Linked DNA regions of Homo sapiens: region 1 is linked to region 2. The links are chromatin loops, found by intact Hi-C in ENCODE. Cell type or tissue: psoas muscle. All regions are shown on one strand. Links, peaks and the distances in the headings refer to the core of each region. The heading gives the core; the rest is flanking DNA. Region 1 overlaps CDH13 (cadherin 13). Region 2 overlaps CDH13 (cadherin 13).

Region 1 (2,812 bases), core at 95-2,594, 150 kb after region 2:
GAGCAAGACTGTTGAAGAAAGGAAGGAAGGGATGAAGGAAGGAAGGAAGGGATTAAGGGAGGGAGGGAGGGAGGAGAGGGAAGAAAAAGAAGGAAGGAAGGAAAGAAGGAGAGAAAAGAGAAAAGAAAAGAAAAGGCACTATCTATGCCATATGCTTTTGTGAGACTATCAAGGCCTGCATGCAAAAAAACCCAGTGCAGAGTTGGTGGTCAATTAGCTGGAGTGCTTTATTATTTTTAATAATCAGCCATGCTTAGTGGGAGTCTCTGAATCTGTAGTTATGACTGTAGTAAATGGGACACAAAGGGAGCAGCTGGACATACCGGCAAGTATTATAATGTGCAGACAACCTGCAAATATGAACCTTCTTTTCAAATAAGAATCTCAGTGCTGTCACTATTTGTTTTAGGAAGTGCTGGTTTTAACTGAATGAGGAAGTTAAACGCATGTTCTGTTTTTTGTTTTCATTGCGCCCACATGGGTTGACTGTGGGTTCGGTTTTCTCTCCAGATTGAACACTTAGTACTTAATGGGGGAACCACCTTGGAAAAGCAGAACTGATTTGAGGTGGCTTCATCCCTCTCTTCTCCCACCAGAAAGAGATGGGAGCTTCCACTTCAACCTGGGGTGAAGACAGAGAACAAGGTGTCCCAGCATTTTGCACAGAACCAAAGCCCTGGAAATTCTGGTGGAAGCTAGACATTCAGAGTCATCAAGCTAACAGTCACTTCCTGCTATGTGCCAGATACTATGCTTTTCACAGACATCTCATTTACATTTCCCAGAACATCAGGTTGGAGTGCAGTGACGTGATGCAATCATAGTTTCCTGCAGCCTTGAACTTCTGAGTTCAAATGATCCTTCTGCCTCAGCCTCCCAGGTAGCTAGGACTACAGACATACACTACCACACCTGGCTGAGTTTGTTTGTTTGTTTGTGTGTTTGTTTGTTTATTTTGTAGCAATAGCATTTCACTGTGTTACCCAGAGTGGTCTCCAACTCCTGGCCTCAAGCAATCCTCTCGCCTCCACTTTCCAAAGTGCTAGGATTACAGGCACGAGCCACTGTGCCCAAAAGTTAAGATTCTTGTAGCTGCTTTATAGAAGATGAACTGAGGATCAAGAAGGTGAGACTTGATGTGAGTCAGATAGTGAATATGCTATAGAAAACTAAACCCAGTTCCTTTGGGGACTTGGAATTTGGCATCAATATTGTCACCGGGCTTTAATTTTGCTTAACTCCACACTGTGGTCTTTGTGAATGGTGCCTCCAAGAGTTGTGCCCCTGGGTGGGCCTGAGCTGAAACATCAGGTAGATGCAATAGGCCTTGTCTTTTGTGACAGTTCTGTACCATCGTCTATAATATATCTGTATTAGTAATCTATGGTTATACAACAAATCACCCCAAAACTTAGCAGCTTAAAACCATATTTATTATTCCACAATTTCTGTGCAGCAAGAATATGGGTGCAGCTTAGCTGGGTCTTTGGGCCATAATCAAGGCTAAAATCAAGGTGTCAACTGAGGCAGCAGTCATCCTAAGACTTGACTGGGCATGGGTTGGCTCCTGAGCTCATTCATGGGATTGCTGGCAGGATTCTGCTTTTTCAGGCTGCTGGACTGAGGGCTTTGCTTCCTTGCTGGCTATTGGATGGAAGAACCCTTTAATTCCTTGCCTTTTGGACAGCTCCAGAGGGAAGCTCACAACAGGACAACTTGATTCGTCAGAGAAAATAGGTGAGAAGAGCCAGAAAGCCAGAGGGCCAAGAAAACAGAAGCCACAGTTTTTGATAACAGTCATAGAAGAGATGCCCTGACACTTTTGTTGCCTTCTATGCTTTAGAAGCGAGTCAGTAAGTCCACCCCACCCTCAGTGGAGGGGATTACACAAGGACATGCATATGAGGAGGCAGGGTTCACTGGGAGCCAGCCACTGCCTACTACAAGAACCGTGATTATTTTAACGCAAAATGATGGGTCAAATTCCTTTTATTGGGTAGAATTGTCCCTCCAGAAAAATCTCTTTTGTCTTGAATATTCATGCATGCTCTGGTACCTCTCTTTCTGTGATAAGGACGTTCCAGTTTGAAAAACCTGAGTTTATTAGTCAAATTGTGCTGGTGTAGAAATATTCCCTCTCTTTCAAATAACTTTGCATCCACCTGCTTTGACTCATGATGTTGAATCTAATTTTATTACAGAGTTTTGGATGGTGGGGGCATTTCCACGTTGCTGCTATGTACTTTCTATACAAATAAGTGTTGACCTTTGAAGTAGTCTCCCTGGAATAGAAGGTTTTAAACTCATTGATGATGCAAACTTTGCTTAAGACCTTGTTGTAGCTTCTCTTTGGGAATGGCCTTTGGAATCACGACCAGAAAAAAAAAAAAAAAAAAAAAAAGGTCTGCTTTATCTATTCTCACTACACAGCATTTATTAGATATGGCTGCCAGGGAGATATCTCCTTCCTCACTGATTGTTATTCTATGCATTTTCTTCCTAAAACTAGTAGATTTGAACTCATACCTATCTAGAGCCCTCATTATGAACAACAGCTTTAAAGCACGCAAGGCACTAGGAACCCCTATTTAATCATTTACAGAAAAAACATGGCAAAGACCACCACCTCCTTCCTTAATTCCATGGTGGATTTAAAATGCTTAGATTAGCTGAGTCTTAGGAACTGAAGTATCCTTGGTGTTTCATTTGTGATAATTTTAAATACAAGTGTTGGTCTGAAGAAAGGAAATGATCAGGAATTAGCCCTGGAGCCTGCTGTGTATATTAAATCAATCTCAGATGGAAGAATTGA
Region 2 (2,812 bases), core at 236-2,735:
CAGTCATATCATCTACGTAGCCAACAGTGTTTCTGTGTGCGCGTCTGAGTGAGTGTGTACATCTCTGCATTTTGATCTTGTAATACCTGTTGAAAAATTTCTCCAGAAGAGGGCTCCATCCACAGCATTACAAAATTCTGAATCTACAGCTCATTTTAAAGAACTTCAATGCAGCAACTCCATCAAAACAAAACTATTCTCCTTATTCCACATTAATTGCCACAATCACCCCCAAATGAGAAATCCTGCCATTTTTCACTGTATTTATTTCTGTGTCTCTCTCTTTCTTGCTTTCCTTCTTTTGCTCTCTTGCTTTCTCGCTAGCTTTCTTCTTGCTTTCTTTCTTTTCCCCTATTGTAGTTGGTTCTGTTCTAATTCATTCTTTGACTCTGTATCCCCTCTGAGTATTGGAGCAGGGAAAATTTCAAAGATGTTTGTAGACGGTGCAATACGCAATGTGAGGAAGTTCTGAAATTTCCTGGCATTTGACTTTGGTTGGACTTGATTTCATTCTTTAGGTAGCCAAAAGGCAGGAACAGTTCTGCCTGTGGAAGGAGATAACCTTCCCCCTTACATAACCACCCAGAAGGGTGACTCCTGAGCTAGGTCCACTCACTTTCCATCACTCATTGAAAAGGAGAAGGAAATATCCCCCTGTCATCCAATTACAATAATCAGCTGGACAGAATCAAACCAAGTGACCAGTGGTTTTGGCATTGTTTCTATTTAGCTGTCAGCCAGGTACCCATGCACCTGTGAGAATCTGACCCTCCTGAAGGATGCTGCCAATATAATTCCCCACAGCCCGCTTCTTCTGCAGCCACCTGGGATCCCAGGCCTGGCTCCTCAGGTATGAACAGGCTGCACAGACAATGAATGGCTGGGCTGTAGGATCTCTTGCTCCTGCAGTAGGCACTCAGCAGTGGCCTTATTCTAGAGTTAGGGTGGAAAGTCATCTTTCTCTGCTGAGAGAGGCAGCTTGGGGGAAGGCAGGAGAGGAGAAGAAAGGACATTTCTAACTTGAAGTGCTGACTGAGCCAGGGTCTGTGGAGGTGAATGTGTCACCCTCTGGCTTAGCAAGTTGAACCTCGAGACATCTGCTTGGTGGTAATGGAACTCATCTATCCCAAACCTGCAACTCTGGCTTCTGGGCAGAGGTTGCCAAGTAGCAGCCACAGGCTAAATTTAGCCATGGATGCAGTTTGTTTGGCTCAAATGTTTTGCAAATTGTACATTAATAAAAAAGAAATCCAGGTTTCTAGCATTTCTGAAAAAGTCAGGTCAGGCAACCCTAGATCCACACTTCAACATGGCCGTACTTGACAGGGCTGAGTCACTACTGCCCTCTTTAGGCAGGACGTGCCTCCGTAGCTTGCCATAATCGTCACCACTCTCTACTACCCAGCCTTCTGTGCTCACTAATTTTGCCTGCTTGCCCCTAGGGCTTTTTGAGTTTGGGACCTCTGCTTTCACAAATGTTGAGGTTTGATCAAATTGATGCAGTTTATTTCTCAGTGATGGACTATTTGGAAAGGGAGGGACTGGCCTTTTCTCCTTCCCTGTGATTGAATTCCATTGATGTGTGCTTTGGAACAGCATGACCAAGGGGACTGCAGCCCCTCCCTGAGCACATTACTGGCAGTACTTTTGGACAGGCACCCAGAGAGACATAGCACCCAGATCATTGCTTCAGGTGTAAGAGTCATGCAGAGAAGTGACACGCTGCAGCTCTGAGTCAGTACGAGCCCTGGCACACCAGTGTGTTGGTACAAAATGTCATCACGCACCAGCAGCCAAGGGACTCTGAAACCCTGGGATCATATAGAGGCCTGCATACCCTCTCTGTCAGCAGTCCTCAACCATTTTGGTACCAGGGACCGGTTTCGTGGAAGACAATTTTTCCACGGACTAGAATTGGGGGGATGGTTTTGGGATGATTCAAGCACATTACATTTATTATGCATTTAATTTCTGTATTGTTACATTGTAATATATAATGAAATAATTCTACAACTCACTATAATTTAGAATTACTGGGAGCCCTGAGCTTGTTTTTCTGCCACTAGATGGTCCCATCTGGGGGTGATGGGAGACACTGACAGATCATCAGGCATTAGACTCTCATAAGGAGAAGGCGACCTAGATCCCATGCACGCACACAGTTCACACAGGATTCCAACTCCTATGAAAATCCAGTGCCACGGCTGATCTGACAGGAGGCAGAGCCCAGGCGGTAATGCGAGTGCTGGGGGGCCATTATAAATACAGATGAAGCTTTTGCTTGCTCACGGGCCACTCACCTCCTGCTGTGTGGCCTGATTTCTAACAGGCCATGGACTGGTACTGGCCTGTGGCCTGGAGGTTGGGAACCCCTGCTCTACGTAGTGTTCTACCAAGAGCATGGCTGTCCTTGGAGAACAGTGACAGCTGAGCATCATCATTCCATGAGTGTTGCTCCCTCACGGTATAGACATAACCAGAACGTCACAATAACTTACTCTACTTAGACTTGCCAAGGCCTCCGGGAACACTGCTCTAATATTCAGCACCTTTGTAACTTCAGGATAAAGCTGAATCTGCAGCTCTGTCACCTACTTTTTTTCTTTGAGACGGAGTCTTGCTTTGTCACCCAAGCCGGAGTGCGGTGGCGCGATGTCGGCTCACTGCAACCTCCACCTCCAGGGTTTAAGCAATTCTGTGCCTCAGCCTCCCAAGTAGCTGGGATTACAGGTGCCCGCCACCAGGCCTGGCTAACTTTTTTATTTTTAGTAGAGACGGGGTTTCACTGTCTTGGCCAGGCTGGTCTTGAACT

What was found. Peaks named below come from ENCODE experiments on the same cell type or tissue, not always from the same donor. Only the 100,000 strongest peaks of a DNase experiment are listed, where the experiment ranks them.
Region 1: it touches region 2 in a loop (2.4-fold over the local background); 5 of 110 quality-filtered maps call a loop at or near these places.

What each region holds. Positions count from the first base shown.
Region 1 is chr16:82,776,193-82,779,004 of GRCh38, forward strand. The region is part of intron 1 of CDH13 (cadherin 13); the gene reads left to right. The region is part of intron 1 of LOC101928446 (a long non-coding RNA gene); the gene reads left to right. Among named protein-coding and RNA genes, the nearest start is that of MIR8058, 89 kb to the left of the region's middle. In psoas muscle, for the core only: no CTCF peak of the experiment used is centred there; no DNase peak of the experiment used is centred there.
Region 2 is chr16:82,630,792-82,633,603 of GRCh38, forward strand. All of the region lies in intron 1 of CDH13 (cadherin 13), which reads left to right. Among named protein-coding and RNA genes, the nearest start is that of CDH13, 5.2 kb to the left of the region's middle. In psoas muscle, for the core only: a CTCF peak has its summit at 1,335 (motif pointing left); DNase peaks (open chromatin) are centred at 1,370 and 1,730; H3K27ac peaks cover 2,500 bases.